2 separate regions of the Homo sapiens genome follow, and region 2 is linked to region 1. Evidence: read pairs that join two places in POLR2A ChIA-PET (ENCODE). Cell type or tissue: PC-9. All regions are shown on one strand. Each heading gives the region's core, and the rest is flanking DNA. Links, peaks and the distances in the headings are about the cores only.

What was found. ChIA-PET counts read pairs that join two places held together with the same protein. Peaks named below come from ENCODE experiments on the same cell type or tissue, not always from the same donor. Only the 100,000 strongest peaks of a DNase experiment are listed, where the experiment ranks them.
Region 2: POLR2A ChIA-PET joins it to region 1 with 21 read pairs; 11 of 35 experiments call an interaction of 5 or more read pairs at or near these places.

The regions. Positions count from the first base shown.
Region 1 is chr17:75,765,828-75,777,064 of GRCh38, reverse strand. It overlaps H3-3B (H3.3 histone B), which reads left to right. Exons shown (of 4, transcript NM_005324.5): 4 at 1-631. Among named protein-coding and RNA genes, the nearest start is that of GALK1, 6.3 kb to the right of the region's middle. RefSeq lists enhancers at 477-566, 2,775-3,275 and silencers at 897-946, 1,877-1,936, 2,037-2,086. In PC-9, for the core only: no CTCF peak of the experiment used is centred there; a DNase peak (open chromatin) is centred at 1,924; H3K4me3 peaks cover 78 bases; H3K27ac peaks cover 927 bases.
Region 2 is chr17:75,597,378-75,605,377 of GRCh38, reverse strand. MYO15B (myosin XVB) reads right to left here. Exons shown (of 64, transcript NM_001395058.1): 15 at 3,815-3,940; 16 at 2,784-2,861; 17 at 2,433-2,548; 18 at 2,301-2,346; 19 at 2,066-2,190. Among named protein-coding and RNA genes, the nearest start is that of MYO15B, 14 kb to the right of the region's middle. In PC-9, for the core only: CTCF peaks have their summits at 3,814 and 4,020 (motif pointing left); a DNase peak (open chromatin) is centred at 3,857; H3K27ac peaks cover 1,213 bases.

The sequences.
Region 1 (11,237 bases), core at 287-8,286:
TTCCACGTTTGAAGTTAGCAACTGCTTAAAGTTATACCCCATTAAAATTGCTTTCTCAAAAGTTTGGGTTAGTTTCAAATGTGATATTTTGGAGGGAAGGTAAAGTAGGTATCTTTCAGGTCGTGATAATGAGCTCCTATGAAAGGATGCAATATAATGACCCGCTTTTCTAGAAAGTTCATAATCAGCTCTGGAACAAGCACACTTGATTCCTCACTGTGCTTCAGAATGAGATTAAGATCAGATGTTGGAACGTGCTATGCTGTAGCGTGTCTGGAAACAAAGTACACAAACCTGGCTACGGTGATGAGTTAGCTTCTGCTTACTACCTGTGACAACCCAAGTGGGTGACACTAGTGAACCTTCTCCAGTCTGCAGGCTGGCATAGAAGGCTCTTAGATTATATTGGGCAGCTTGCAATCTGCCGAAGCAGTGACTTGCATTTCCACACTTGGCTTGAGCACTCAACCCAGAAGGCGAAGATAGCTTTTGGTTGTAGGCGGCTTCCTGTATGGGATATCCCTCGGTAAGGGTAAAGGAGCAGAGGCAAAGGAGAAAAGCAGAAGTTGCAGCTGATGCAGGTATCCTATGCCCTTGATGGATGAGACTAAAATAAAATTTTTGAAGTTAAGATTTTCTCATTTCTCAATGGTTTTCATTCAAATGATAATGTCTTTCAAAAAGTTTGGGGCAATGTCCAAAAAGCACTGACTTCTGATTCATCTGGGGCTGGGACGTGCGCATTCAATAATAAGGAAGCTCCCTATTGAGGTGACCTCAGTGACAGTTGGCCCAGGACAGTGCCAGTCTGTGCCTGCTGAAGTGGTGTATTTATTTATTTTGAGACGGAGTCTTGCTCTGTCACCAGGCTGGAGTACAGTGGCGCGATCTTGGCTCACTGCAACCCCCGCCTCTCAGGTTCCAGTGATTCTCCTGCCTCAGCCTCCTGAGTTGCTGGGACTACAGGCAAACACCACCATGCCCAGCTAATTTTTGTATTTTTAGTAGAGACGGGGTTTCACCATGTTGGCCAGGATGGTCTCCATCTCTTGACCTCGTCATCTGCCCACCTCGGCCTCCCAAAGTGCTGGGATTACAGGTGTGAGCCACTGCGCCCAGCTGGTGTATTTACTTTTTAGAGACGGGGTCTCCATATGTTGCCCAGGTTGGTCTCAAACTCGAGCTCCCAAAGTGCTAGGATTACAGGCTTGAAGTGTATTTAATAGTGCCTGTGTTTACTGTTCTCTGTCCCAATTTGGCAAATTATGCGGTCGTTCTACCTACCCATACCATGGTGATGTGAGGTGGGGACCCAGTGACTTATTTGTATAGGGACATGTCTCAGGAAAATAAGGTCAAATTGCTTACCCACCAATATTCTAATTATACCACCTTCAATCTGAAAACGGGACATAATTTGTCCCTTAAACTTCAATCATCTGATCCACATAGCAGTCAGTTTTGAGATGAAGCAGGGTTGTTTTACCCAGAACCAGGGGTCCACAGTGTAACTGCAGAATAAGGAAAAGGAAGGGTGAAGAGGAAGACGGGAGAAATGAAGGGCAACGGGTGTTCCCTCACTAAGAGTGGACCCAGCTCCTGACCTGCAACTTCATCATGAACAAGTGGTCTTCCAGCCACCTTCTTGAGGACACAGGCTAAGGGCTTCAGGACAAGTGGAGTGGCTTGGGTTTCAGAATTTCTGGGAGCCAGAGTCCTGTCAGGACCTTGGATACTTTTAGCACCTGGTCCACTGGTCCTGGCCTAGGGACCATCAGCCAAAGGGAAGGAGAAGAGGCCCTGAGCTGACTGCCTGGACTGGAAATTAACAGTTTCCAACTCATCGATTCACTGGATGATTCCCCAACAGTGGTGTCTGCTGCTCAGCTCCCCCTGCCTGGCTCCTTGCAAGCACTGTCTGGTGTCAGGTGTCAGGGTGGGGTCTTGCAGCCCTGGGAAAGCAATCCCTTTCTCCTGAATCACCTTCAGGTAGGTCAGTAGAGGGAGGAACACTGCGGAACACGGTCAGCTGTCTGCAATTCAATCAGCAGGAAACAAGGGCTTGCCCTATGGTTTCTGCAAGATGGCCCCAGCCTGTGTTCAGATTCAGAGACTGAGGCCTATGGCCAGTCTAGCCCGCCATAGAGAAGTGCCAGGTGGGTAGTTTTCACCCCTTCTGCAGTTGTCTTACAGGGGGTGCTGTGGTCCACTGGGCACGAGTTCTTTGAGCCCCTATCCTGGACATTCTCTCCTCATCCCTTGGAGCAGGAGCATTTTAATCATCTTGCCAAAGGAATCGCAGTCCACCTCTCTCAGCCCCACCCCAGGCACTGATCAGTCCCATTGAGGCTAAGCTGGCTGCACCTTGCCCGGGCCCTCACAGCCTCTTCCTTCCCTCACCCCTATGGTGCTCCTGCCTGCCCCTGTGGGCATTTCTCAGGGAGATGCCCTGATCACAAGGATGTCACCAGCCTGGACCACTCTTATCAAGCTGGGCCTGCTTCTGACCAGCAACTGCTGCATGAAAGCTGGCCTTCCAGCATCCTCCTCCAAGGTAAGGCTAGAAGAAGGGGAGAAGGGGTAGGCCCCTGTTGGGTTGCCAACCCAAATTCTACAGTACCCTCAGAAGACTAAGGATGCCCTCTTCTTGGGCCGGGTGGCTGGCCTTTTCCCTCCCTGATCCCTTTGTCAGCAGGTCTGGGGAATGAGGGAGGCTGCAGGCCGAGGTGGGTGCAGCTGAGACAGCCCTGTGTTTACGCACAGAGGAGTTTGCACAAGGCCTCTATTGCGAGGGGCTGTGGTGTGAGAAGGGGCTGGAGAATATTATCCTCCCCTTGGGGACTCCTACTCCCTGTGGTCCTGCTGACGGCCCAGCAATCCCTGGCTATCAGTGATCCCACCAGACACTGTCTCCCTCCAAGCAGAGTCACAGGATTTCTCTGGGATGCGCCCCACCATGTTCTGGTGTCTTCACCTGAGCACTATGCCCGGTGGCCAGCAGGGGCCAATCTTGCAGGTCAAGCACACCTGGGAGCAGCGCTTCTTAGCCGTCTCCCGAGCAGAGGTCTCTCCACTCGAGCCCAGCCCACCTCCTACCTCATGACCCGTCCCCCATGGAGAAAGCTAAGAGGCCCTACAGTCACCCCCCACTGGAAAAGCAAGAAGTGGGGGCTTCAGTGGGGCTGTAGCTCCTGGAGGGGCGGTAAGGCCATGCGTGATCTGGAAAAGGGTGCAGAGAGAGGGACGTGGTGAGGCAGCCAGGGTCTGGGGCCTTCTCGCTGGCAGCTGCGAGCTCTCATCAGGAAGCTGCAGTTCTGGGGATACACACAGTGGGATGGAGGGTGGGCAGAAAGGGAGAAGTTCATCTCAGACGTCACCAGTACCAGGGACAAGAGGGCTCCAGGGAAGGAGAGGGAGATGGGCTGCAGGCTTAGGGCAGGTGGCCTTTGCTGAGGGGTGTGTGAGGGATTGTGCCTGTCCTCATGGAGGTGGAACCTGGGCTCCGTTAAATCCCTATTCACGTACCACCTCCTACGTTGGCCACATTTTTCCCCATAAGCTCCTCTCTGCCAGGCACTGAGCCAGGGGGCCAAGCAGAGGGGTCAGGAGGGGCTTGGGTCCACAGCCCAGGCATCACGGCCCTCACAGGGCTCTCCCTCCCCAGCTCCGCACCTGCAGCTAGTCTCAATCCATCTGCCCACCACCAGCGGTCTGAGGCCTGGGCAGCTGCAGTGCCAGCAGCTTTCCAGCCAGTGTGAGGCGCAAGATGAGACAGCCTCGGCCCTGAGCTGTCAGCTGCATCTTGTAGGTCTGGACATGCTCCTTGGCCAGCAGCAGGGTGGTTGTCAACCTAGAGGGCAGGAACTTCAGGGACAGAGTAGGGGCAGCAAATAAAGACAAGACTTGCAGCTGGGTTATCTGAGCAGGGGCATCTGAGACCGCAGGGAGACGAGAAGCTCCTGGCGCTCCGAAGGCAGGGAATGAGTGTGTCTGCCCCTGGAATCACACCTGACACATAGCAGAAGTTCCAGGAGTGACTGCTGACCAAACCAAATGGCCCCAGCAGCCCCCAAGCACAGCTGGCTGGATCTGCTCCCAGCATGGGTGGCAAAGAATCAGTCTGGTTCCCAAAAGCTTTGGTTACTGGCCTGGCTTCCAAACCGAGAGTGTTTCACATAGGAACTGAGTCTGAGAGAGCAGCTGCCCCTCCTGTCCATCACCAAGAGGCTGAGCTTTAACTCTTGACACTTTCGTAAGCAGAGGCCAGTAGAGCAGAGGCTGCAGCAGTCCAGGAAACAGTAGTGGCTGAGAAAATGGGCTCAGGGGCCAGGAGAGGTGGCGCATGCCTGTAATCCCAACATTTTGGGAGGCTGAGGCGGGTGGATCACTTGAGGCCAGGAGTTTGAGACCAGGCTGGCCAGCATGGCAAAACCCCATCTCTACTAAAAACACAAAAATTAGCCAGGTGTGGTGGTGCATGCCTGTTATCCCAGCTACTCGGGAGGCTGAGAGAGGAGAATCGCTTGAACCCGGGAGGCGGAGGTTGAAGTGAGCCGAGATCACGCCACTGCACTCCAGCCTGGGCAACAGAGTGAGACTCCATTTCAAAAAAAAAAAAAAAAAAAAAGACGCTGGTAGTAAACAAGCTGTGCTGCCCCGCAGGTGCATCTTGGTGAGATATCAGCCCTGAGGTCTGGGCTGACCATGGGCTCAATATTATTATCAATATTCCAGACACTGTTATCATGAATATTATAGAAGGGCAAAGGGAGCCCAGATCAGGAAATAGGTTAACCCTCTAGAAGAAACAATAAAAGGAATCTCCCAGAATGGGTAAGGTAGTGAGCCATCTGCTGGGAGCAAGATGTCAGTCTCTGAAAACACCGGGAGCCACGGACCTAAGTCCATCAGGGAATCAGGCTGTGACTGCAACATAGAAGCCAGGGCTGCGTCAAGTGTATCGTCCCGTGAAACATAAACAAAGGCCAAGTTGAGCAAGGAGGGCCCAAGGATTTGGTTTTTGTGTAGAAGACAGACACGGACTCCCGTGGAGAAGAGGCATTTTGGAGTGCCTGTCCTCAGTGGTAGGTCACATCTTTCCGCGGCCTAGACAAACATTGTTAGAGCCAGGTGCAGTGGCTTTCCCATGTAATCTCAGCAACTTGGGAGGCTGAGATGGGAGGATTGCTTCAGCTCAGGAGTTGAAGGCTTCAGTGGGCTGTGATGGTGACACTGCACGCCAGCCTGGGTGACACAGCAAGACCCTGACTGAAAAAAAAACAAAAAACAAAAAAACCCACCTCTAAGCCTGTCTAGGTCACCAGACACCTGGCTGGCACGCATGGTATTCCCACCACTGGCTAGTATGTCCCAGTGGTGGATATAACCCAGAATTCTCTCCAGACGCCTCAGCCCTACGTGATAATCAGCAAGATACAAGCAAGTTTCTCAGCCAGCATAGCAGAGGACAAAGCTCAGGGTGAAGTGTTTCCATTACCATGCCACCTCCCCGCTAATCCTGAGACATCTGGCCAGGAAATGGGGGGAGGGTCAAAGGTCAAAGGAGACTTCACTCTGAACAAATTTCAGTAACACACTAGATGGGATTCAAAAAAGACAGTAAACACATTTCCCAAATAAAATCAATGTTTCAGAGTCCATCTTGAACAAACGGACATGCTTCGCCTTATGCCAACTTTTTTTTCTTTTTTGAGACGAAGTTTCACTCTGCAGCCCAGGCTGGAGTGCAGTGGTGCCATCTCGGCTCACTGCAACCTCTGCCTCCCAGATTCAAGTGATTGTTCTGCCTCGTTCTCCTGAGTAGCTGAGATTACAGGCGCACGCCACCATGCCTGGCCTATTTTTTGTATTTTTAGTAGAGATGGAGTTTCACCATGTTGGTCAGGCTGGTCTCGAACTCCTGACCTCAGGTGATCCACCTGCCTTGGCCTCCCAAAGTGCTGGCATTACAAGTGTGAGCCACTGCGCCCAGACTAATTTTGTATTTTTATTTATTTATTTATTTTGAGGTGGAGTCTCCCTGTTGCCCAGGTTGGAGTGCAGCGGCACAATCTCAGCTCACTGCAACCTCTGCCTCTGGGGTTCAAGCGATTCTCCTGCCTCAGCCTCCAGAGTAGCTGGGATTACAGGCATGCGCCACCACACCAGGCTAATTTTGTACTTTTAGTAGAGATGGGGTTTCACCATGTTAACCAGGCTGGTCTCAAATTCCTGACCTCAGGTGATCCGCCCATCTCAGCCTCTGAAAGTGCTGGGATTACAGGCATGAGCCACCTTGCCCAGCCTAAATCGAGGTTCTCCAAGAAAAACTAAAACAGGCTGGGTGTGGTACTCACGCCTGTAAGCCCAGCACTTTGGGAGGCCGAGGTGGGCGGATCACTTGATGTCAGGAGTTTGAGACCTGCCTGGCCAACAGAGCAAAACCCATCTCTACTAAAAATACAAAAAAAATTAGCCAGGCGTGGTGGCTCATACCTGTAGTCCTAGCTACTTGGGAGGCTGAGGCAGGAGATTCGCTTAAGCCCAGAAGGTGGAGGTTGCAGTGAGCTGAGATCACGCCATTGCACTCCAGCCTGGGTGACTGAGAGAGACTCTGTCTCGCAAAAAAAAAAAAAAAAAGAAAAAAAAAGAAAAACTAAAACAACACAAAGGATGAAGATGGGTCAAATGGTCATGTTGGCCAGCTGAGGTGGCTCACGCCTATAATCCTAGCACTTTGGGAGGCCAAGGCAGACGGATCACCTGAGGTCAGGAGTGTGAGACCAGCCTGGCCAACACGGTGAAACCCTGTCCCTACTAAAAATTCAAAAAATTAGCTGGGCATAGTGGCACGTGCCTGTAATCCCAGCTACTTGGGAGGCTGAAGCAGGAGAATTGCTTGAACCTGGTAGGCAGAGGTTGCAGTGAGCTGAGATTGTGCCACTACACTCCAGCCTGGCGACAGAGCGAGACTCCATCTCAAAAAAAAAAAAAAAAGTCACGTTGTCAATTAAAATGAATCAATGGAAATAAAGATAAGGGTGTGGACTTCTAACTGGTCAGAATCCCTGCTCTCTCTTCTCCTATTCAGAAAGCTCTACTCAACATTTATCGCAGACAGAGGGGGTCAGATTTGTGACTGTCTGCCTCCCAATCAGACCGTGAGAGCCTGAGGCATTTATCTTTCTGGCCAATTGCATATAGGAGAGTACCATAATGCCTGTTGAATTAATGGACAACTGATAAGAATAGCAAACATTTATTCTGTGCGTACCAAGTGCCAGCTGCTGGGCTGGGCACTTTATGAAGATGATCTCATTCAGTTCCTTTTACAACAGCATGTCTGGGAGCAATCTCTAGCCCCATTTTACACATAAGAAACTGAGGCCCAGAAAGGTCACTTCATTTACCTGAGATCATATAATAGGAAGAGTGGAGATGAGGGCTCAGCACTGTTGGGTGTCAGAGGTGAGGTGAGTAAAAGGCATGCAGAGAAGGGGCTGCTTCGCTCACCTCTGCCCTGATAGAATGGGCCCTTGTAGGGAGGTATGGTTTGTGAGTTTCATTCCATTTCAACCAGCCCAAGGGCCACTCATGGTATGATTTGTTTGGTGTTGGCTGTGCCAAAAAATGCTTTACTGAAGTGTGCTCAAAAGGAGCAGGTCATCCGATGACATCTGGAATTGCTTGGGCTGGAGTGCAGTGGCGTGATCTCGGCTCACTGCACCTTCAACCTCTGGGCTCAGGTGATCCTCCTGCCTCAGCCTCCCAAGTAGTCGGGACCACAGGCACACACCACCAAGCCTGACTAATTTTTGATTTTTTTTTTTTTTTTGAGACGGAGTCTCAGTCTGTTGTCCAGGCTGGAATGCAGTGGTGTGATCTCGGCTCACCGCAACCTCCGCCCCCTGGGTTCAAGCGATTCTCCTGCCTCAGTCTCCTGAGTAGCTGGGATTACAGGCTTGTACCACCACACCGGGCTAATTTTTCTATTTTTTAGTAAAGATGGGGTTTCACTATGTTGGCCGGGCTGGTCTTGAACTCCTGACCTCAAGTGATCCACCCGCCTCGGCCTCCCAAAGTGCTGGGATTACATGCATGAGCCACCGTGCCCGGCTAATTTTTGATTTTTTTGGAGAGATGAGGTCTCCCTTTGTTGCCCAGGCTGGTCTTGAACTCCTGGTCTCAAGCGATTTGCCCACCTCAGCCTCCCAGTGTTGGGATTACAGGCGTGAGCCACCACACCTGGGCCCCATTCTTTTCTTAACAGCTTTATTGAGATATAATACATACCATATAATTCACCCATTTAAAACATAAAATTCAACAGTTTAGGATATTCACAGGCATGTGCAACCATCACCACAGTCCATTTTAGAACATTTTCCTTACCACAGAGAAACCTGCCATCCTTTGGCTCTGACCCTGCTATTCCCTCAGGCCTAAGCAACCGCTAATTAACTTTCCATCTGTAGAGATTTGCCGATTCTGGATATACAACAGGTGGTCTTGTGTGACTGGCTTCCTTCACTCACCATAATATTTTCAAAGTTCATTCTTTTTTTTTTTTTTTTGAGACGGAGTTTTGCGCTGTCACCTGGGCTGGAGTGCAGTGGCACGATCTCTGCTCACTGCAAGCTCCGCCTCCCAGGTTCACGCCATTCTCCTGCCTCAGCCTCCCGAGTAGCTGGGACTACAGGTGCCCGCCACCACGCCCAGCTAATTTTTTTCTTGAAGGCTCCATCCATGTTGTTACACGTATCAGTACTTCATTTCTTTTTATGGATTAATATTTCTATTGTATAGATACATCACTTGTTTTTTTTTCCCGAGACCAAGTCTCACTATGTCACCTAGGCTGGAGTGCAGTGACGAGATCTCGGTTCACTGCAAACTCCACCCCCCGGGTTCAAGTGATTCTTGTGTCTCAGCCTCCCGAGTAAGCTGGCATTACACATGTGCGCCACCATGCCTGGCTAATTTTTGTGTTTTCAGTAGAGATGGGGTTTCACCATGTTGGCCAGGCTGGTCTGGTCTTGAACTCCTGCTCTCAAGTGATCCGCCTACCTCGGTCTCCCAAAGTCTGGGATCACAGGCATGAACCACCACATCTGACATTTGAGCATCTTTTCATGTGCTTATTGGCCATTTGTATTTATATTATTTGGAAAAATGTCTCTTGAAATCTTTTGCTTTTTTTTTTTCTTCTTTGACACAGGGTCTCTCACCTTCTGAGTAGCTGGGACCACAGGTGTGTGCCACCCAACCTGGCTAATTTTTTTTTTTTTTTTTGTAGCAGTGAGGTCTTCCCACGTTGCCCAAGTTGGTCTCAAACTCCAAGCCCCTGAGATATACATGATTTGCAAGTACTTTCTTCCATTCTGTGAGTTGTCTTTTCACTTTCTTGACAATGTTCTTGTCAGGCCTCTGAGCCCAAGCTAAGCCATCATAGCCCCCGTGACCTGCACGTATACATCCAGATGGCCTGAAGCAACTGAATATCCACAAAAGAAGTGAAAATAGCCTTAACTGATGACATTCCACCACTGTGATTTGTTCCTGCCCCAACCTAACTGATCAATGTACTTTGTAATCTCCCCCACCCTTAAGAAGGTTCTTTGTAATTCTCCCCACCCTTGAGAATGTACTTTGTGAGATCCATCCCTGCCCGCAAAACATTGCTCCTAACTCCACCACCTATCCCAAAACCTATAAGAACTAATGATAATCCCACCACCCTTTGCTTACTCTTTTCAGACTCAGCCCGCCTGCACCCAGGTGAAATAAACAGCCTTGTTGCTCACACAAAGCCTGTTTGGTGGTCTGTTCACACGGACACGCGTGACAGTTCTTTGTTGCAGAAAAATATTTCACTTTGATGAAGTACAGTTTATTTTTCTGTTGTCACTTGTGCTTTTGATGTCATATCTAAAAAACCATTGCCTGGCCGCATTGGCTCACACCTGTATCCCAGCACTTTGGGAGGCTGAGGCAGGCAAATCACTTGAGGTCAGGAGTTCAAGAGCAGCCTGGCCAACATGGTGAAACCCTGCTTTTACAAAAATTATCCAGGCATGGTGGAGGGTGCCTGTAATCCCAGTTACTGGGGAGGCTGAGGCAGGAGAATCGCTTGAACCTGGGAGGCGGAGGTTGCAGTGAGCCAAGATCGCGCCACTGCACTCCAGCCTGGGTAACAGAGCAAGATCTGTCTAAAATAAATAAATACGTAAATAAATAAAAATAAAAAAACATGACTAGGTGTGGTGGCTAACGCCTGTAATCCCAGCACTTTGGGAGGCCAAGGTGGGTGGATCACCTGAGGTCAGGAGTTTGAGACCAGCCTGGCTAACCTGGTGAAACCCCAGTCTCCACTAAAAATACAAAAAATTAGCCGGGCATGGTGGCACGTGCCTGTAATCCCAGCTACTCCGGAGGCTGAGGCAGGAGAATCGCTTGAACCCGGGAGGCAGAGGTTGCAGTAAGCTGAGATCACGCCATTGCACTCCAGCTTGGACAACGAGAGCGAAACTCCGTCTCAAAAACAGAAACCAAATAAACATTTCCTAACCAATGTCACAAAACTGTACCCCTATGTTTTCTTCTAAGAGTTTTCAGAATTGCCCTTGGAATGCAGTTCCCCACTCTTTGGGCACACCCCTGAGCAGGCCCCAAGCTAAATCCCTGGCCATAACTCCCCACACTACTCCCACCCTAACCCCAAGCAAGCTGCTTACATTTCAGTCTTTCAGTTTCAAGGTTCCATGTAGGGTGGGCAGCTGTGGACAGGTATCAAGGCAGCAGTTGGGGCCGGCCAGCAGGTTTAGGATGCAGGATAGCAAGAGAAGAGTGCCTGACTGGGAACAAGGCCACGCCTCTGAGACAAGGGCTTCTGGGCTGAAGTAGTGCCTGCTGGGGCCAACAGCACAACCTACCTGGACAGCTGTGGCAGGTCCTTAAGGGAGGGGCTGGGCCCACTGCTGGCCACCGCCACCCTAGTCCAATTCTCCATTGCTAGGAGCTGTTGCGTATTACCTAGAAAAGGAGCTTGTAAAATTGACTCTCTGGTCACCACCAAACTTGTCTTTTTTTTTTTTGAGACAGAGTTTTGCTCTTGTTGCCCAGGCTGGAGTGCAATGGTGTGATCTCAGCTCACCGAAACCTCCGCCTCCCAGGTTCAAGTGATTCTCCTGCCTCAGCCTCCCGAGTAGCTGGGATTACAGGCATGAGCCACCATGCCC
Region 2 (8,000 bases), core at 1-8,000, 170 kb after region 1:
GCAAGCTCCGCCTCCCGGGTTCAGGCCATTCCCCTGCCTCAGCCTCCCTAGTAGCTGGGACTACAGGTGCCCGCCACCGCACCCGGCTAATTTTTTGTATTTTTAGTAGAGACAGGGTTTCACCGTGTTAGCCAGGATGGTCTCGATCTCCTGACCTCGTGATCTGCCCGCCTCGGCCTCCCAAAGTGCTGGGATTACAGGCGTGAGCCACTGCGCCCGGCCTTTTTGGTTTTTTTTTTTGAGACAGAGTTTCATTCTCATTGTCCAGGCTGGAGTGCAATGGTGCAATCTCAGCTCACCACAATCTCCACCTCCCAGGTTCAAGTGATCCTCTTGCCTCAGCCTCCCGAGTAGCTGGGATTACTGGCATGCAACACCACGCCCAGCTGATTTTGTATTTTTAGTAGAGACGGGGTTTCTCTATATTGGTCAGCTGGTCTCAATCTCCTGACCTCAGGTGATCTGCCTGCCTTGGCCTCCCAAAGTGCTGGGATTACAGGCGTGAGCCACTGCACCCAAGCCCTTTCACACTTGCTGTACGACACCCTGAGCCCCTCAGTATTTATTTCATTTCTAGATCATTAAAAAATTTGGAAAGTGCCTGCTCTATGCCAGGCGCTCAGCTGGGGGCTGAGACACTGCAGTGAACTTGGGCAGGGAGGGTCTCTGCGCTGGAGCTCAGGGGGAGAACAGGTGAACATGGTGTGCGCAGGAGGCATGAGGGCTGGTTCTGGGCCACGGGAGCAACAGGAATGTGGTTCCCAAGGCCTTCGTCTCCTCGCCACCCAACACAGTAGGTCTCAAGACAAGTTTGTGGGAGGGAGGGAGGGAGGGGTGTGGAAGGGAGGGGCATGGAAGGGAGGGAGGGGCGTGGGAGGGAGGGACGTGGAAGGGAGGGAGGGGCGTGGCAGGAAGGGGTGGGTGGGGGAGTGTTGAAGGACATTTCACAGGTCCAGATGGTGGTACCAGTTTGGCTTAATGGACACTCAGTAGTTAGTCTGTACCAAGCAAGCACCGTGCAGGTTCTGGGGATGTGGGTGACAGTCTGTGGTCACGGGATGCCACAGTGCATCAGGGAATGGCACAGATCAGCAGACCTGGTCTGTGCTGGGTGGAGAGTTGTACCTGGAGGTTCCTCTCACCCAGCTTCCGGGCTCAGGGGTTCTTGTTGGAGGTGACAATTGCTGTAGCTGGTAGGTTTCCAGATGGCAGAGACAGAACGTGCCCCGCCCTGGAGCTTCTCAGGATCTGACTCAAGGCTGGGAACACCCATCCCTACTGCCTGCCTTTTGCTCAGTCCCCCAACCAGGCCATCCCCATTGCCAAGGCCATCACAGGCTAAGGAGGTCCACAGAGCCCTGGGGTGAGGCTGCTGCTCCTAGTAGCTGCCCCCTCCCTTCTGAGGCAGCCACCAGCCCAGCTCAGCTGGACATCAACGAGAAGTGACTCCACCTGCTCCCTCTGTCCCTGTGCTTGGGGTAAACTCCAGCCCTTCAGAGGATTCCCAAGATGCCATCCAGTCAATAGCCAAAGGCCAGATAGGCAAACAACAAAACGGACAATGCCACCAGCTTTTCTTGGAGGTTTCTGAACTCTGGGAACAGAGCTGCCTCTGGGGTTCCTGGCAGCTCCATGTGCCACCCCGCCCCTCCCCGCCCCTCCTGCCCTTCTGAGAGGCTCTTTTCTCACTCCGTCCCCCCTGCCATCTCACTGCTTCAGCCTGCACTCCCTGGACAGCTGCTGTGGGCACTAGACCGTGAGCCCCGCCTAGGGCAGGTACTGCTCCCACCTCATCTCTGGTGCCCAGGCATCAGCACAGGAGAGGTTTGCAGAGAGGAGAAGAAATGACGAATGCGTGGAGGGATGGTGAATGGTAGAAGAGAGTGAGATGGAGAGAGAAAGAGAGAGAGAGAGAGGATGAGAGGACGAGGAGAGAGAGGGAGGGTTGGGTGCTAGGCCCAGTCCTGGGCAGAGTGAGTCCATCTCCAATCAGAAGGACCCCCGGGGCTGCCAGTCACTCCCGGTGGCCTCCTTGTCAGTCCTGCCCCGAGGTGCTGGGCCCCACCTGGCCAGGAAGGCCTCAAAGGGCACACGCACGGGGAAGTTGGCACTGCGGGTGCCCACGGCCTCCAGTATGGCTGCCTGGTGCAGTTGCTCTGTCACATGTCCCACGTCAAAGAGGCCTGGAAGCTGTGGCCACAAGACAGAGCCAAAGACAGCTGGAGTCAAGGGGCCTAGAGCTGTGGGGAGGGAGGTGCAGGGAGGGGGAGGGCCCTGAGGCCAGTTGCTGGGGAGCTCACCTTTCCAGGGTTAGGGGTGAGGCACTGGATGAAATAGACATGGCTCCTGATGAGGGAAAGAGGGGTCACTCGGGCACAGACTGGAGCCCCATACAACTCCCTGGGGTCTGGTGTGGCGGGCGCTGTTCTTACCTGCCCAGCCGGGCTATGAGGTCCTCCAGGGCCTGCTGGAAGCGAGAGGCCAGCGTGGGTCTGCCTCGCCCTCCCCTGGACTGGGGCTCTGCCTCCTGGAACAGGCTGCCCACCAGCTGTGGGGGTGAAGGGCTGAGTCAGCTGGCCGCTGGGGCGTGCCCATCCACCCTGCAGCCCGGGAGAGCCAGAATGGACCAGCCCTCGGCATCCAGACCCTGGCAAGCTCAGCCCATGGCCCAAGGTGCCAGGGACTTGAGGGCCAACCCTTGGGCAAGAGCGCCCAGGGGGAAAAGGACAGAATTGGGGGACAGAGTATGGAGCGGGTGGGGGCCTGGAAGGGCAGATGGGCACCTGGAGCTGGCTCTGGCCAAGCATCTCCACCACAGCAGGGTCCAGCTGATCCCGGTTTCTGTTTAAAAACTTGTGAACCTGCAAGAGACCATGCAGGTGGGGAGGGAAGTGGAGAAAGGGAGGAGAACAGGAACCAAGGAGGGGAGGCTGGATATGGAGGAGAAGAATCTACCCTCTCCCCAGGTGACCTGAAAGGCTGCCTTGGTGTTTCCAGCCCTTTACCTAGCCTTGGGTCTGCCACTGGACTTTCCATTCCACCCCATGGACAGGTCCAGTCCCCAGCAAGACCACACTCTCCCCACTGGGGCTTTAACCTATGCTAGTCAATAGGTTGACTAGACAAGAATGTTGTCTGTCTCTCCATATTAAATCTATTTTGATTTACATTTTCCTAGCTTTCTTGAACTCCTTGTATTTCTTTTTTGGGGGCAACTCCTGGGTAGTTTGTAGTTTTTCTTCTCCAAGCAAAGTGTGCCATCTCCTCCAGGGAGAACTGATTCTCCCTACTGCCCTTCCCTTTATTCCAGCCCCCGCTCCCCCACCCCCAGTTCCTCTCCTCCTGGGGTAGGCACGCGTGCAGCTTCTTGGTAGGCATAGAACTCGGAAGGGGGAAGGGAAGTCCATTCAGTGAGCACCTACTATGTGCCAGGCACCTGCCAGGCCATCTCCACGTTACTACATCTCACCCTCACAGCAACGCCAGAGCTTAGGTCTCCATACCCATTTTACAGGTGAGGAAACGGAGGCTCAGAAGGCGAAGTAAACTGCCAAGGTCATCAGGTCCCATGCTTGTGCTCTGCCCACTTGTCTGGAGGGTCCCAAGGCTTCCACTCCCTGACCCCATAATTGTCACCTAGAACTCAGTAAACCGTGCTCAGAACTGGGCAGGGCCCATGGCTCAGGTAGGGACAGGTGTCCAAGCCTTGCAAGGGGCCTCCCCACACCCACTCCTCTCCGCTGTCGGGTGACTCAGCTTGGGAGGGGACACTGCCCTCGCTGATTCACCCTGGTCTGTCCCTGAGGCCAGGTACCTGGTAGGTGACAGTCCCTGCATAATGTCGCACGGTGAACACGGGCAGGGGCAGCCGGGGCTTGGCATAGCTGGGGTGGTCACCATGGTGATAGTGGCTCTTCTGGAGGAAGGTGTGGTCCGTGGCCTAGGAGAGGAGCCATGAGCTCCCTTCACGCCTCTGCACAGGCTGTCCTTCTGGATGGCGCCCTCTCCCGGTGAGCACGAGTACTGCCTACACTGACTATAAGGGTAGGTTTGGCTTTGTTCCCCAAAACAAGCGCTTTGGGAGGCCGAGGTGGTCGGATCGTTTGAGGATAGGAGTTCGAGATCAGCCTGGGCAACCTAGTGAGATCCCATCTCTACAAAAAATTTAAAAATTGGGCTGGGCGCGGTGGCTCACGCATGTAATCTCAGCACTTTGGGAGGCCGAGACAGGCAGATCACAAGGTCAGGAGTTCGAGACCAGCCTGGCCAACATAGTGAAATCCCAACTCTACTAAAAATACAAAAAATTAGCTGGGCGTGGTGGCAGGTGCCTGTAATCTCAGCTACTCAGGAGGCTGAGGCAGGAGAATCACTTGAACCCAGGAGGCGGAGGTTGCAGTGAGCCACGATGGCACCATTGCACTACAGCCTGGGTGACAGTGCGAGACTCCATCTCAAAAAAAAAAAAAAAAATTAAAAATTAGCTGGGTGGGGCTAGGCGCAGTGGCTCATGCCTGTAACCGCAGCGCTTTGAGGCCAAGGCAGGTGGATCACCTGAGGTCAGGAGTTCAAGACCAGCCTGGCCAACATAGTGAAACCCTGTCTCTACTAAAAATACAAAAAAATTAGCTGGGCATGGTGACTCATGCCTGTAATCCCAGCTACTCAGGAAGCTGAAGCAGGAGAATCATTTGAACCTGGGAGGTGGAGGTTGCAGTGAGCCGAGACCGCACCATTGCACTCCAGCCTGGGCAACAAGAACCAAACTCCGTCTCAAAAAAAAAAAAAAAGAAAAGAAAAAAGTAACATTAGCTGGGTGGAAGGACTGATTGAGACTGGGAGCTTGAGGCTGCAGTAAGCTATGATGGTGTCACTGCACTCCAGCCTGCGTGAGAGAGTGAGACCCCATTTCTAAAATAAGTAAGTACTTAAACAAAAAAAAAAAAAGAAATGGGGATGGGGCACTTTAGTACAGATTTAGCAATCATTCCTGGGAGAATGGTCCCACAATCACATGTGCTTTTAAACAGGTCTTTCAAAGATCACTCTTAGGCCGGACGCGGTGGCTCACGCCTGTAATCCCAGCACTTTGGGAGGCCGAAGCAGGTGGATCACGAGGTCAGGAGATCGAGACCATCCTGGCTAACATGGTGAAACCCCGTCTTTACTAAAAAATACAAAAAATTAGCCGGGCATGGTGGCGGGCACCTGCGGTCCCAGCTACTCGGGAGGCTGAGGCAGGAGAATGGCGTGAACCCGAGAGGCGGAGTTTGCAGCAGTGAGCTGAGATCACGCCACTGCACTCCAGCCTGGGCGACAGAGCAAGGCTCTGTCTCAAAAAAAAAAAAGAAAAAAGAAAAAAAAAGAAATAGAGATGAGGAGCTTTAGTACAGATTTAGCAACCATTCCTGGGAGAATAGTCCCAGAATCACATGCGCTTGTATTTATTTATTTCATTATTATTATTATTATTATTATTATTTTGAGACGAGTCTTGCTCTGTCACCCAGGCTGGAGTGCAGTGGCACGATCTCGGCTCACTGCAACCTCCACCTCCCGGGTTCATGCCATTCTCCTGCCTCAGCCTCCCGAGTAGCTGGGACTACAGGCACCCGCCACCACGCTCGACTCATTTTTTGTATTTTTAGTAGAGACAGGGTTTACACTGTGGTCTCGATCTCCTGACCTCGTGATCTGCCCGCCTCAGCCTCCCAAAGTTCTGGGATTACAGAGATGAGCCACCGCGCCCGGCCTACATGTGCTTTTAACCAAGTCTTTCAAAGATCACTTTCAGGCCAGGTGCGGTGGCTTGTGCCTGTAATCCCAGCACTTTGGGAGGCTGAGGTGGGTGGCTCACAAGATCAGGAGATCAACCATCCTGGCTAACATGGTGAAACCCCGTCTCTACTAAAAATACAAAAAAAAAGAAAAAAAAATTAGCCAAGCATGGTGGCGGGTGCCTGTAGTCCCAGCTACTTGGAAGGCTGAGGCAGTAGAATGGCGTCAACCCGCGAGGCGGAGCTTGCAGTGGGCCAAGATCACGCCACTGCACTCCAACCTGGGCAACAGCGAGACTCTGTCTCAAAAAAAAAAAAAAATCACTTTCAAAAAGTAACTCAGTTGGGAATGATAGTAGGAGTCAGTTAAAACACACATACACAAACACACACAGTAACTCAAGGACAGGTGCAGTAGCTCACACCTGTAATCCCAGCACTTTGAGAGGCAACGGTGGGAGGATTGCTTGAGCCCAGGAGGTTGAGACCAGCCTGGGCAACATAGGGAGACCCCATCTCTATTTTTTAAAATATAAAAATAAAACTAAAAAGTAATTTAGTTGGACGTTATTTTACTGAGCTAATGAACATAAAATAGCAAGTGCATGGGGGAACTTGCCTATATTATGTAAATGAGAACTTGGGTTTGGGGTAACAATTCCAGGCTCAGCACCCACCTCGGACTCAGAAAATGGTACATGTCACATAACATAGACCTAAGTGATATTGCTGAGCCCTGGAAATCCATGCTGGGGGATTCCAAAAGTGATCTTGGGACCTCAAAGACACTCGTGACAAGTTTTAACAAAACATTATGAAATGTGAACTGGGAGAAACAATCGTTTAGAAATTAACACTCTCTTAATTATCTAGTACAAGACTTTACATACGTATAAGTATTAATAAATGAACATTATATATCATATATTAATGTGACTTGTTATATATCAATATATAGTACATGAAGACATGTATTGCATTAATATGACAGTGATCAACGAACTATTACAATAACATTTGATGATTTTACCATTGTTTTTCACCTTTCATTTTCTTTTTTTTTTTTTTTTTTTGAGATGGAGTCTCGCTCTGTCGCCCAGGCTCACGCCATTCTCCTGCCTCAGCCTCCCCAGTAGCTGGGACTACAGGCGCCCACTATCACGCCCGGCTAATTTTTTGTATTTTTAGTAGAGACCGGGTTTCACCATGTTAGCCAGGATGGTCTCGATCTGCTGACCTCGAGATCTGTCCACCTTGGCCTCCCAAAGTGCTGGGATTACAGGCGTGAGCCACCGCGCCTGGCCCATTTTCTTTTCTTTTCTTTTCTTTTTTTTGAGACGGAGTCTTGCTCTGTCCCCAGGCTGGAGTGTAGTGGCACGATCTCGGCTCACTGCAACCTCCGCCTCCTGGGTTCAAGCGATTCTCCTGCCTCAGCCTCCCATGCCTGGCTCACCTTTCATTCTCAACCACTAATTGGGAAAATGGGGGAGGGTTGCCCCATATTCAGGATCACGTTATATTGAGCTTCCACAGAAACTCCTGCTCCACATTCCAGCCTCAGCTCCTAGAGGCTCATGACGCCCCCCAACTCTCCCTGCCCCACACGCCCACCCACGGAGCCGCACAGGGGTGATTTTGTATTTGGCTCTGCGTTTTTGGTTTGTTTTTTTATAATTAATTAGTTTGAAACAACTTCTCACTCTGTCACCCAGGCTGGAGTGCAGTGGCATGATCATGGCTCACTGCATCCTTGACGTCCTGGGCTCAAGCAATCCATCCACCTCAGCCTCCCAAGTAGCTCTAACTATAGGCTCACACCACCACACCAGGCTAATTGTTGTATTTTCTGTAGAGACAGGGTTTTTTCATGTTGGTCTCGAGCTCCTGGGCTCAAGGGATCCACCCACCTTGGCCTCCCAAAGTTCTGGGATTACAGGCGTGAGCCACTGAGCTTGGCCAAGGCCTGTTTTTTTAAATGAACATTTCTCTCCTGCTGCACTGCGGGCTGTAAGAGGGGAGAGACTGGGTCTAATTTTGTTCACCTTTTATCCTTAGCACAGTTCCTGGCACAGTTATTCATTCATTCATTATTTCCTTAACACGTGCTGCAGATAGAGCTCAAACCCTTCACACGGGCACCCGCCCTTGTGGAGCCCAGTCTGGCGCGGTAAGGAGTCAGTGAATGAATAGACGCTGTGACTGCATGTGGACGCGCGCTGAAAC